Linked DNA regions of Homo sapiens: regions 2, 3 and 4 are each linked to region 1. A link is a contact called in ENCODE Hi-C data. All regions are on one chromosome and are shown on one strand. Each heading gives the region's core, a stretch centred on a gene start or an enhancer-like site at or near the end of the contact. The rest is flanking DNA. Distances are from core to core; before and after follow the strand shown.

Evidence for each region. A loop is a pair of places that touch in the nucleus more often than their neighbours do. Pooled maps may share reads with other maps.
Region 2: a loop to region 1 is called in a map with no recorded cell type, with 2.4 times the contacts of the local background. The contact joins two enhancer-like sites. A Hi-C loop is called at or near these places in 3 of 37 single-sample maps with no recorded cell type and 2 of 50 pooled maps.
Region 3: a pooled map shows a loop between it and region 1 (3-fold over the local background). The contact joins the promoter of GLRX here to the enhancer-like site in region 1. A Hi-C loop is called at or near these places in 2 of 37 single-sample maps with no recorded cell type and 6 of 50 pooled maps.
Region 4: a loop to region 1 is called in a map of GM12878, with 2.8 times the contacts of the local background. The contact joins the promoter of GPR150 here to the enhancer-like site in region 1. A Hi-C loop is called at or near these places in 1 of 168 maps with a recorded cell type or tissue (GM12878), 3 of 37 single-sample maps with no recorded cell type and 5 of 50 pooled maps.

What each region holds. Positions count from the first base shown.
Region 1 is chr5:95,068,427-95,071,717 of GRCh38, forward strand. The region is part of intron 1 of MCTP1 (multiple C2 and transmembrane domain containing 1); the gene reads right to left. Among named protein-coding and RNA genes, the nearest start is that of MCTP1-AS1, 91 kb to the left of the region's middle. RefSeq lists an enhancer at 1,783-1,832. Within about 2 kb of position 1,630, at least 2 of the 41 ENCODE cell types and tissues checked have a DNase peak (open chromatin) inside an H3K27ac peak, as active enhancers do.
Region 2 is chr5:95,841,463-95,844,753 of GRCh38, forward strand. All of the region lies in intron 1 of LOC124901029 (a long non-coding RNA gene), which reads right to left. The region is part of intron 2 of LOC102724720 (a long non-coding RNA gene); the gene reads left to right. Among named protein-coding and RNA genes, the nearest start is that of LINC01554, 9.1 kb to the right of the region's middle. RefSeq lists enhancers at 1,519-1,638, 1,649-1,758. Within about 2 kb of position 1,794, at least 24 of the 41 ENCODE cell types and tissues checked have a DNase peak (open chromatin) inside an H3K27ac peak, as active enhancers do.
Region 3 is chr5:95,821,229-95,824,519 of GRCh38, forward strand. It overlaps GLRX (glutaredoxin), which reads right to left and starts at 1,498. Exons shown (of 3, transcript NM_001118890.2): 1 at 1,228-1,498. The coding sequence starts at 1,434. RefSeq lists enhancers at 1-9, 1,926-2,015, 2,246-2,746.
Region 4 is chr5:95,618,358-95,621,648 of GRCh38, forward strand. It overlaps GPR150 (G protein-coupled receptor 150), which reads left to right and starts at 1,730. Exons shown (of 1, transcript NM_199243.3): 1 at 1,730-3,291. The coding sequence starts at 1,919. The coding sequence ends at 3,223. RefSeq lists enhancers at 1,286-1,901, 3,098-3,291 and silencers at 2,071-2,470, 2,561-2,610, 2,628-2,922, 2,631-3,080.

The sequences.
Region 1 (3,291 bases), core at 380-2,879:
GGAAATGAAAACAAAACAAAACCAAAACCCAGGGACAGTCTAGTCTAATACGTCAACTTCCTCAGAGGCAGATGACAGATGTGAAGATACCTTGCAGCTTTATGGGTTAATTTTCTATAGTGTCTAACACTCTGGGACACTTGGGGAACAGTAAATGTTTTAAGCTGTCAAGGACCTGATTGGCCGGGATCTGTTTTCTACTTAGTTCACTTCCATTTCCTTTGCTGTTCCCAGTAGCTTTCTCCATGTCGGTTTGCATTACTATGGTTTTCACAATTCGGTCAAAAAATAAAGCTTTTATGCCTAATTAAACACCGAGCTAACACACTTTGTCAGTCATTTCCACTTTGAAACTTACGTTTACTGCATTTAGTCTGTCCTTTCCAATCTTACCATACAGGGTCTGCCAAAGAAATTATAAAAATTTTACGTAATATTGTACCTAGGGACATTATTTAATATCAATAGTAGTTTTTTATAGCTAAAAGCGAATTAGGCTTAGTTCCAGGGGAAGATTGTGAGCAGGTATCTTTTTTTTTTTTTTTTTCCTTTCCTGAGAGAAGCTGTGAAACAACAGAACAGCCTGTGCTACATACGTAATTAAAACAGATGTTCTCAATCTTAATTTTTATAGCTAATTATGACAGCCAAAGAAATGTGCTTGTCTTTTGTAGAGCCACATATTTTCTCTCAAATGTGCCCTATTTTTCTCCTCACCCACTATGACTGCTCAGAAACAAAGGGTGGGGTGATGGTGAGTTACAATGCAGCTGCAAGGACTGTCAAATTATTGGTAAGTCAGGGAGTGGAAACAGTGATGAGTGAAATTGACCATAAACTATCTACATAGCATAAACATTTGTACGTACTCCTAACTTTGCAGATGACAGTTTTCATTGGGGTCTTTCATGACAGAAGCCAAGTTTATTGTATCAAACATAATAAAGTAATTCAAACATAATAAAGTAACTGCTTACAAGCACCTTTCCTTTGTCAACCCAGCCTTTGGGAGCATAGCATTTTTTTTTTTTTTCAGAATAACATACAGTGTACAGAAATATGCTACATTTTGATGACACAGGCCAGGTGACTTACCCGCAAGGGTGCAGAATCTGATATGCTTGTCTATGTATGTGTGTGAAAATAGAAAGCATACAAGTATAACGAAGGCACCCGTTCTCAGAGCACACTCTTCTTTGAGCTCCTTGTCCTTAGGCTCACAGGGATGTCAAGTTGGGGTGCTTCAGACACAAAAACAAATGACCCTTCTGCCCTTTTTTTTTTTTTTTTGAGACAAAGTCTTGCTTTGTCGCCCAGGCTGGAGTGCAGTGGTGCAATCTCTGCTCACTGCAAGCTCTGCCTCCCGGGTTCAAGCTATTCTCCTGCCTCAGCCTCCTGAGTAGCTGGGACTACAGGCACCCACTACCACGCCCGGCTATTTTTTTTATTTTTATTTTTAGTAGAGATGGGGTTTCACCGTGTTAGCCAGGATGGTCTTGATCTCCTGACCTTGTGATCCACCCACCTCAGCCTCCCAAAGTGCTGGGATTACAAGCGAGAGCCATCGTGCCCGGCCGACCCTCCCTTTCTGTAAGTGCTGCCAGCAGCTTGGAAATTACAAACTTTAGAAACCACAATAGGGGAAGAACTATCTTCCTGTTTGTGGTGGAGTCTGGAATTTTCCCGCCCTTGTCAAGGCACTCTGTTGTGTTGTTATCTAGGTTCTCTCCTTACCCATCTATCAGCACCAGGTCCATGGAAGGCCTACTAGGCCAAAGTCCCAGGCCACATCTGCAGTCAGGCTACCCTGAGCCCAGCTTGCCTCTCACCCTCTGAGGAAGGAGCAGGAGCTGCAGTGTTGCTGCTGGCAGTGTCCCTGCTTTCTGCAGCCTCAGCACTGCTGAGTGCAACACCTTGCACTTGAGTGCAACACCTGCTCCAGCCTCCTCTAGTTCTCTTCTTGTCAACGGGGTTCCAATTCTGCAGTACAGATTGGGGGATACCTTTAGGGACCTCCAAACCTCTCAGCTTCCACAGCCACTCTGATTCCTTCATAATTGCTCTCAACACTCTGAGAACTGTTTCAAACCCAGTCCATTAAAAACCATTCTGTATGCTGGCCCAGTTCCTCTCAGCAAAGCCCAGTGTGGTCTGATCCAAATCCAAGCACTACTCCTGTCTGCTCTGCCTTGGGAAGTTGCCCTGTACTGCCTTGGCCCAGAGAGCAACACTCAGGAACTCAGCAACTACCTACCAGACTTTGGCCATGTGTGAGACTGGGGCAGACTGTCTAGAGAGAGGAGTACAAAGGCAGTCCCAGCTGCGGCTTGGTGAATTCATCCCGCAGTAGTTCCATAGCCTAAGAGGGATTGCAGAGGTAGGAACAACAAAGTTTAAGAAGCAGATAAAGCTCATTCTGATCTTAACTAGGGACTATGTGGGAGGGGCTGACTTGGTTAAGGTGGTTGGGAGAGTTGGGAGAAGAGTCTGGCATCTCTCAGTGGGGAGGTGGCAATGTATTGGTTCAAGGGAAGTTCCGTGGGATTAGGGTACCATGGGATGAACCTGTTCCCAAGATGAGGAGGCAGGAAATCAGAGCCAAGCCAAATGGACTGGAACAAAGGGGAAGCGAGAGGAAGGGTGTTCATCCCTGGAGAGAAATGTTGAACAAAGCACATCTGAGCAGCAATTCACATACAGAGCATACTTGTGAAGGCTAACTGTGAAGGCTAACCAGGAAGGCTGTAGCCACAGGGATCCTCAGCTAACCTGGGCATACCTATGACACCAGATCCGGAGCCTGAGGCAGCACGTGCAGCCCAAGAGCGTCTGTCTGAGGTACCCGCTGGCTTCGTAGTCACTGATTAGGAGACAGGCTGGATCAGAATCTTCTGGAGAATTTTGGTGCTGCCAGATGCTGTGCTGGGTACTTTACATACATTTTCTCTAATCCTCACAAACTTTCAAACAGCGGGGAAACAAAAAGTAACTCTACATATCCTTGGTCTCAGCTTAAAAGTCACTTTCTCACAGAGGACTTCTCTGAGCCTATAAATATAAGTTAACTTCCCCTTTTATTCTCTATATAATATTCTACTTTTACTGATGTCCCTCAGTATAGCTTATAATTTGATATGAGTGATATTCATGATGATTTGTTAACAAACATTGTGTCCATTTCTCCTCCATAGTTTCTGGGGGCACAAGCTCTTAAAAATATTTCTGTATCCCTGAATGCAAGTGGGGAAATGCAGTGAAATAACCAGTGTATTGCATGTAAACATAGAGATG
Region 2 (3,291 bases), core at 544-3,043, 770 kb after region 1:
GAGGTACCTGGGGGGTACTCAGGAGCTTGAGGTCAGAGGACCCAGAGAGTTGAAATCCTGGGGAATTGCTAATATTGGGGAACTTTGGGGTTTCCCCAGCCAAGGCATTGGAGATTTGAGGTGATACTAAAAATATCTCAAGGGTTGATATTTCAGTTTTTTTCCCTCCTCTGAATCCCAGAAATTTCTGGACTAAGCTCCCCTTATGTGCATTAGTGGAGAGATGAAGAGAATGCACCTTTACATGCCCTGCAGTCTGACCCAGAGGCTCTCCATAAAATTGGATTGAATTGAATATACCTTATGTTTGTGAACAAAAATATAGCATTTGTTGCACAGTTTTTTTTTTCTCCTCTGAATCTTCCAGTAGAGAATGGCAATCCTTGCAAAGACCTTCCTATTAGTTTTGGGAATCAGCAGATGGTGTCCGACATGCACTTAATTTGTTTTTTCCTTCCCCCCAACTCTGGCCCCGTCTTTTTTAGGCCCTGCTATTTTGCTGGGCTGAGCAGTATTCCTGCCTTTCAACATCACCCTGAAGGCTCTGACCTGTGAGTACTGATTCACAGGCGGTGTTGGAGGCACTTTAAGATTCCTGCCATGTCATCCTGTTCCTCTTCTGACACAGGCAAGAGCAGTAATGTTCCAGTTGGGCGTTGACTTCTTCCAGGACTGGGTCAACATTCAGGAATTATGAAACTAGTTGCCTCATTTCCTCATGATCTGAAAACCCAAAGGCAATTCCCTCAGGAGGAACAAGTGGGTGGCTGCCATATAGACACCAGCTGGATATCCTCATAGTCGGAGTTTGAGATGAGGAAAGGGTGATGCCCCTTGATAGCAACTTAATGCACATGGGGCATTATTCTGACACACAGTGACACACCTGGCTGTTGTTACTCCTCTTGGATTATTCCATCCCTTGTACTGAGAGCAAGGCCAACCCCAACATGATGAAGCAATTGGTTGGGAGGAAGGTTTCCATAAAAGAAAGGAGAAAGAGAATGATGCAATCTCCATTTTTGTTTCTTCCTCACCTAGTTGAATTCTATAGCAACATTAGCAGAAACACTAGATCCAAGCTCAGGATTCCCAGTTGTGGTGGTGGGAGAGGTGCCCCCAGGAAGTATTGTAGGACTCCTGGAAGTATACACAGGGCTAATGCTAGGCTGCAGTTCAGCAGCATGCGGCAAGGACCAGCAGCAGTTCTGATTGGTTGGGGCCAACGCGATCTGGGGCGTTAATATTTTAAATATGTCTAGATGTATTCTGATATTTAATATTACATAAACATTTTATATGTGGAAAATAAAGGAGGGGAATTTTGTAATTCAAACTACAGGAACTGGTAGGTGAGATGGAGTAATGCAAAAATCACAGTGGGAGGAAAGAAATCCCTGGGGACCACCCCAGCATTTGGGATGGTGATAGTAAGAATTTTGCACATATCAGAAGGGCACATGAGTAAAATATGGTTGAGAAACACTACATAAAATAGAGGTGGTTCTGGTTTGATACCAGCAGGGGTGATACATGAAGAAAACCCATTATAAATCTTCCGTGCATGCCGTTGCGGGGTGGTGCGTTGTCAGACATAGAGATTGAAATCACTCAGCCTTGTGGTCATGAGGCGTGCCAATGGCTTTCCTGAGTCTTTGGGGGCTCCTGAGCAGTGTTCCAGGCACCCTCGTTTGTTCTCACCATTCTGTGATTTCAGGCTCACGTGTTGGAAAAGGGCTTCCTGAAGTAGAGGCCCACAGAAGGCACTACAGTGTGGTGGTGAAGAGCGTGGTTTCAGTCCCAGGCAGACCCAGTCCCAGTTCCTCGGCTGCCACTCACTGGCCACAGAATGCAAGCAAGTGACTTAATCTCTCCGGCCTCCAGTTTCCTCTTTGGTGAGGGTCACAGGACTCACCGCAGAGGAGAGGGGAGGAGCATTTGAGATGATATACTGATAATGTGTTTTCCACAGGGCCTGGCCTAGAGTAGGTGCTTAGTAAGTGGTAGCTGGCACTGCCAGTGCACAGGAGTGAGAGAGCTTGTGAGTCCCACTTCAGCCACAGAAGAGGAGGCAGAAATGCCATGAAGGTTGAGAACTGGAAAAGGGTGATGATCAGGAATAATGACCCTAAGGAAGCAGGAGGTCTTCTGAATCCTCGAAGATTTCCCTGTCCCCAGTAAATCTCCAGTCCTGATGAAGAAAAAAATCTTGTTTCTTGTTTTCGAGAGTGTCAGAAGTAGCTGGAAAGATGTGTCCTGTGCCTAGCCAAAGTTAGGAGAAGAGAAAACACCTAGGAACCAGAGGCAAAAAGAAAAAAAAAAAACCTGGAACCTGGGGCTTGCAGAAAGGCAAAAAAAAAAAAAAAAAAAAAAAAAAAAAATAGTAGCTGACAGTCAGCCAAGACTCGAAGTGTGGCCCCAGGGGCTTGGCCAACAAGAAGCCTGTGGCAATTCCTGACGCAGTAGTTCTGGGAAGTTGATTTACCCAATAAACCTCCCTGCATGGGCTCAGTTTAAGTTTGCAGCTTACTATAAATAAATGTTTGTTCAATGAACACAACTGAATGGGCAGGCTAGCTTGGCTAATAGTATCTATGATTTAGCTACTCTAGAGCCTTCCAAAGGTATCAGGTGTGCCTTATCCATTAGCACAGAGAGGCACAGGGCTGAGCAGGTGAAGGGAGTACACCGCTGTGGTTTGACCTGCTCAATATCCCTTCTTCCTGAAACAGAATCTATCTTTTCTTCTTGGGGAGCCACCCCTCCACTACTTTTAGCCCTTGGCTTAGGTTCTTCTTTTAAGACTCAGTTCTACCAGGAGGTAACCTCTGGTAAATTCTCAAATCCTAGTGCCAGGGTTAGGCATGCGATCAAGGCAATATATCCAAGAAGCGGTATGGGAGGCAATTTGAGCCAATGAGATGCAACTCAATACCTGGAGCCCCTGGGCCAGAGACTTGGAGTTTGTATATCTGCAATTGTTGGGGTTTTGCCTTCTCTCCAAGAAAGCCTGAGTGAGGATGAAGACAACAGGATAAAGCAGAAACGAGAGGGAGAGATGGATTCCTCCTGACACCATTTGAGCTCCTCCTTCTCCAGCTGAGCGTGAGCTAGCCCTGCATTTTCCCGTTGCGTGGGCTCGTAAATTCTCTTTGTGCTTGAGTGGGTTTGAGGTGGGCATCTTTCACCTAAATACAATGGCAAACTGAGAGGGTACCTTCTGTTATCTCTTCACCAGCAGAGTGGAAAAGCAACAGAGTCCTCCTTGTGACCTGAATTATAGATTTCACA
Region 3 (3,291 bases), core at 248-2,747, 750 kb after region 1:
AAGTTTGGGAACCAATGGCTAAAAGGTCCTCAGGGTGGCAGCCACAGTGGGGCCCGTAGTAGTGTTTGCACTGCCCTTTACACCTCTCAGGGCCTGGGCATCCTATGCAGCTGGTGGTCCCACTAGGCAGCAAGAGCTTCTCTCGTCATTGTGTATACTCCAGGACCTCAGCACACAGCAGTAGGATAACACACTAAGCCCCCTTTCTGCACCAAAATGCTGACTTCTTATTAGAGAGAAGGGGAGAGAAACAACCTCCAATGCTTTATACTCAGAACCCAGAGACAACCTTGTAAGTCAAACTAAAACTGAAATAGGATATGTGCTTGGCCTAACACTGTGCTGTAGAATTCGTGCATCGTAAAAGAGAACTTAGCTGAGCTGGTGGGACATTTCTCATCCCACCTCACAGCAGAACTGATACAGGTGATGTGGCTGGCATCCCTCCTGAAGCCCAGGACGCAAAGCCAAGGATGCTGAAGAGAGGGAAGTCTTTCGGATGGAGGAGAGCAATTTTTAGAGGGTCCCACAGTCTATTCGTAGCAAATGGGACTCTGAGGTCACCTAATCTGGTCTTGCAGCTGGGATCTTTGAGGACTACTGGGGTGGTGACTTGCCCAGGATCACACAGCCAGCCATTATAAGAGCCAGGCCAGAACTCCAGGCTATGATTCCCTACAATGTGGGGCCTGGAAACATCCATAATTAATTTAGAACAAGGGGCAGATAACGGTACATTAGATTTTTCCAGTGGGAGGAATTAGATAAGGAAGAATGAGCAAATTAGAAAAAGAAAGCCTAGAGAAAAGAATGAAGAACATGAATCTCATGTTAAATAACAAACACATCACACCCGGCCCTCCACCCCAGCTTCCACCTCCAGCCCTGCCAACTGAAAACTGTCATTTCCTGGCAGTGCTTAAAACAAAGACTCTAGATAATTCCCCAGGGACTCACCGGCAAGCTGCTGGTCCCACTTACCCTGCCGCACAGCAGACATCAGCTGTACTCCCTCTTCTGCCCCGTGAAGACCTTTGGCTGCAGTGCCGCCGCTCATTCAAGTGACCGAGATCCTCTCTAAGGCGCCCTCCCCCACACCCCCCGCCCCGCACAGCCCTCTGGACGCCTTGAAGTACGGAGCCGCAGCCTTATCCTAAAGAAAGGCACAGCTCTGACAAGAAAAGGCAATCCGGGAGCCTTTCCCTAGCCGTTTAAAATGAAACTCACCGTTCTTGCTCCCGTGAGCTGTTGCAAATAATCTTGAATCTCGTTAGTGTGGTTGGTGGCTGTGATATCGACAAATTCCAGAAGCCCTTGTTTGATGGGCAATTGACTGAGGATCTCTTGGGCCCTCCTGCAGTACGGGCAGGTGGGCTTGATGAACACAACCACCTTCCCAGGCTGGATTTTGCAGTTCACAAACTCTTGAGCCATGCCGATGGGCTGCGGTCTCCCCGGGAAGAATCCTCAGTTGCAGGTATTGCTTGGGGTATTGAGCCCCGACCCAGCCAGTTGGCTCCTATTTAATAAGGAACCTCCCTGGAGGCGGAGTTTGCCTGGTAGCTTGCTCGAGTTTTAAAGGGACAGCTTCGAAGACATTTCCATCTGGTATACTTCACTAGTTAGCAATGCCCAGGAATGCAATACTTGCTATTTAATCATTGGTAGCTATGAAAGACACTCTGGGTATCTTTGTTGTCCTTGGACATTTGGGGAGTGCCTGCCCATTGGCAATGATCAGAGTTTAGTCACCTCTGGGGAAGCATAAAGTGCTTACTCACAAAGGGGCTGAGGAGGCAGTGACTTCTTAGAGCAAATTCTTGTTTTCCCTCTAGGAGATACAGTTGTATTTTAAAATGCAAACAGAATCACTTAAGAAACAGAACACTTGGAAATCTCTTTAGAAGAAGTGAAATTGAAACTGTGACTTTGCACTCCTCATGAAGGTTGCTCTCACAGCATTTTGCTTGGACTGTATGGTGGGTGTTTGTTGTTGTGATCTTTTTAATGGAATTCATTCTCAGTATTTAAAAATCTGGAGGTCTCACAAAACAATTCGGACTTAAAACTTCTCTCTGAAAAGTCAGGTCGGGCAATACAGAGCTTGCACCTTTTAGTGGAAGCTGCTGGGGCTGACAGCTGTTGCCCCCTTTGTATAGGGCAAGTAGTGGCTTTGGTTTGCCACAGGTCCCAACGACAGGCCCATGCCTGAGACACCGGCTTCACCCCATAACCATTTGAGTTGGTAACCCTTGAACAGCAGTTTAATATGGAGGCAAATTCCAACACAATCCTTGATACAAAACTACAGATGAAATGAGAATCTTTTTTTCTGGTTGAGCCTATGTTTGTGACCCTCTGCTTTTAACTGTTTGTGAGGGGAAGTAGTGTTGTAACTCAGACACCACATTCACTTCAAGTGTTATAAGACACGGGTTGTAACAGTAGGAAATCTTTCGCTCTTCCCCAGGGTGCCCATTCTCCTTATCCCGCAAAGCAAAGTCCTCTACTCCTGGGTCTAGTTCCGGCCCCCTCTAGTGTATGGTAGCTTAAATAAACAAATCAAGGAAAAACTATGTCCTTTAAACGTGAATCATCCTTTCCCCAGGAAGTTTTATGGTGAAACCAGAGTATCTTCAAAGAGGCGGGGCCAAGGCCAGAGCTGGACACCACGACTGCCACGTAAGAGGAATCCCAAGCATACTGCGATCAAGGGAAGGGAAGAAAATCCACTCCCAGAAGCAGCTTTTTACTGTGACTCTCATCGTTACTAGAATTAAAATGGCAAAATGAGAAAGCCAGATTCTGAGTCACGGAGGGGGAGCTAAGTGACAGCTCTGTCCAGAGAAAAGGATGTGGCAGGGCTGGGAGGCCCCTCACGTGGTCAGGGCTCCGGACTTCCCACTTCCCACTTCCCTCCAAAGTAGGCTCTGCCACAGAGTCTGAGCCTCCTCTCTTTTTTCATTCTTTTACCTCAGAACCCTGTGGCCAGGCTCCTTCCAGAGGCCCCTGCCAGGAGGTCCAGGGTCTGTTTCAGGGCCCTCAGGCTGTTGCCTTAAGTTCCCTCAGCCTGAGGTTTATCCACACGACTTGCACCTGCTACTCACTCAGAGCCTTTCTCTTCTCCGGTCTGTTGTTGGCTCCTCCCTTCCTGGTGCCTCAGCCTGCCACTGTGTTCAAGTTAAAAGCCACCACCACCACCACCACTCCCCATTTCCTGCTTTCCTGCCTCTGCCCTTTCATGAAATTTACTGTCTGTACCTTTCTCACCTCCATTCTCTCATTTTGTTG
Region 4 (3,291 bases), core at 480-2,979, 550 kb after region 1:
CAGATCTTACTAAAGTTCTGTGAAATTTCACTATAGTCATTTTGAAATGCTAATATATAAGAGCATTTCAACAAATTTGAGACAAATGATAGACTATCTTGAGAAACACTGAAATGATACTGGCTAGGAAAATCACTGAATGATGAACATTGCTCAGAGAAGGCTCCCTGGAAGAAGTGCATTATAAACTGGGATGATGTGTGTGCATAGAAAAAGGCCTTGGATAAAAAGTTCTAAAGGGAGAGTATGAAAATCAAACCAGGATTTTAGATTTTCCAAGGCTATCACTCTAGCTTTCTTAAATGTCCCACCAGGAACACTTATTCCTATGTCTCCACAGAGCTTCCTTGGGCTCCTCTGGACAATACTGGCATAGTATAAAAGGAATTTTTTCTTAGGTGATGGATTTATAGTCAAGGCAGGCATTTATGCTCGAAGGTATCTGAAAAGCATCGTATATCCACTAATTCATCAACTCAACACATACCCACTGATAACTACAACCTGTCAGACCAGAGCGAGGCACCACAGAGATGATGATGAAAATAACCAAGGTTTCTGGCCAAAGGACAACAGCTTGGGAAATGGGATTCCTACAGCAGCTGGCAGGACTATCATGGAACCCACCAAATCTTCCTAGGCCATGAATCTTAAAGTTCCAAATGTTTCCTCAGATTGGGAATGTGAACCCTAGACAACACTCATACCTCCCTGGCCCCCAGGCCAGGAAGTACAGGAAATTCTACTTTCACCATGATTAACGTGGAGGGTGCATAAAAAGACAAATGGATGCTTCCAACAGGGAAACTAAAATGTGTTTGTGAGGAGACAAGGCTAAAATGAAAGCAGCAACATTTAATCTAAACCATTTCCTGTGACTTGGATTTCTTTTTTAAAAAAATTGGCCGCCTTATCACTTTCTTAGTCACCTTTTCTCTAGGCTTATTGGAGGCGTAGCCCCTCCTAGCAACTTCCCATCTGCTGGAAAACAGAATCAAGAGAATGAGGAGTGTGATGACGCATCCTTCACTGGATGAAAATATTAGGAGAAAAGCAATAAATGCACTACCATTTGCATAAAACCTATTAATGCCCTCTTCAGACTAATGAAATGAATTTTACATCACCAAGAAAGCAGCTGTGACCCACTGCTCCTAGTATTTGGAACGATCTGCAACACTGCCACTCCTAAAAGCAACATCATTGACTTTAGTACCCTCTAATTAAAATACTTTCATTCTTGGACAGAGAAGACACATCTTGATCAAAATTCAGCTAATAGGTCTCCTCTTTGCTCAAAACGCTGTTAGGTTTCTTGTGTTCCTGTTTTTCTCATGCTCGTGCAGATCCATGGCATTTCAAACCTTTAAAATAAAAACTAATGTCTTTTCTATTTTTTTCCTACTGGCAATCACATTGGGGTGGTGGGGGCGTGTGGTACAATCTCAGTCAAGAGGTCCTCTCTTGTGTGGGTGCTGGCATAACACTGGCCGTATACAATGGCCAAGCAAAGCGACATTCTGTCCTGCTGTGCTTTACACGTAAATAGAGAATGGATGAGGTTCTCAGCGCCCAGGGGTCCGCGGCTTCCGCGAGGGTAGCGTCGGGGGCCGCTGCAGAGATTGGAAGAGTACCCGCCGGGAATGGGAGGGAAGACGCGGGGAAGGTGGAGAATAGGAATCATGTGTGTTCCTCGAGTGTACAACCCACATTTGAGTGACAAATCACGAGGACAATCGACAAAAACAACTAAGCGCAAAGCCGCCCGAATCCATCTCCCTCTCTGTGCGTGTGCCTTTTCAACTAACTTTGGGAACTCGTATAGACCCAGCGTCGCTCCCCGCGCCGCCTCGCCTCCACTTTGGTTTCCCGCGTCCTGCCCGCCCTCTTCGGTGCCTCCTCTTCCTCCGGGACAAGGATGGAGGATCTCTTTAGCCCCTCAATTCTGCCGCCGGCGCCCAACATTTCCGTGCCCATCTTGCTGGGCTGGGGTCTCAACCTGACCTTGGGGCAAGGAGCCCCTGCCTCTGGGCCGCCCAGCCGCCGCGTCCGCCTGGTGTTCCTGGGGGTCATCCTGGTGGTGGCGGTGGCAGGCAACACCACAGTGCTGTGCCGCCTGTGCGGCGGCGGCGGGCCCTGGGCGGGCCCCAAGCGTCGCAAGATGGACTTCCTGCTGGTGCAGCTGGCCCTGGCGGACCTGTACGCGTGCGGGGGCACGGCGCTGTCACAGCTGGCCTGGGAACTGCTGGGCGAGCCCCGCGCGGCCACGGGGGACCTGGCGTGCCGCTTCCTGCAGCTGCTGCAGGCATCCGGGCGGGGCGCCTCGGCCCACCTCGTGGTGCTCATCGCCCTCGAGCGCCGGCGCGCGGTGCGTCTTCCGCACGGCCGGCCGCTGCCCGCGCGTGCCCTCGCCGCCCTGGGCTGGCTGCTGGCACTGCTGCTGGCGCTGCCCCCGGCCTTCGTGGTGCGCGGGGACTCCCCCTCGCCGCTGCCGCCGCCGCCGCCGCCAACGTCCCTGCAGCCAGGCGCGCCCCCGGCCGCCCGCGCCTGGCCGGGGGAGCGTCGCTGCCACGGGATCTTCGCGCCCCTGCCGCGCTGGCACCTGCAGGTCTACGCGTTCTACGAGGCCGTCGCGGGCTTCGTCGCGCCTGTTACGGTCCTGGGCGTCGCTTGCGGCCACCTACTCTCCGTCTGGTGGCGGCACCGGCCGCAGGCCCCCGCGGCTGCAGCGCCCTGGTCGGCGAGCCCAGGTCGAGCCCCTGCGCCCAGCGCGCTGCCCCGCGCCAAGGTGCAGAGCCTGAAGATGAGCCTGCTGCTGGCGCTGCTGTTCGTGGGCTGCGAGCTGCCCTACTTTGCCGCCCGGCTGGCGGCCGCGTGGTCGTCCGGGCCCGCGGGAGACTGGGAGGGAGAGGGCCTGTCGGCGGCGCTGCGCGTGGTGGCGATGGCCAACAGCGCTCTCAATCCCTTCGTCTACCTCTTCTTCCAGGCGGGCGACTGCCGGCTCCGGCGACAGCTGCGGAAGCGGCTGGGCTCTCTGTGCTGCGCGCCGCAGGGAGGCGCGGAGGACGAGGAGGGGCCCCGGGGCCACCAGGCGCTCTACCGCCAACGCTGGCCCCACCCTCATTATCACCATGCTCGGCGGGAACCGCTGGACGAGGGCGGCTTGCGCCCACCCCCTCCGCGCCCCAGACCCCTGCCTTGCTCCTGCGAAAGTGCCTTCTAGGTGCTTGGTGGTCAGAGACGGGTCATCTGTCGCTAAGGCGCAACCTCCAGGGAACTCGAGGCCTGCCA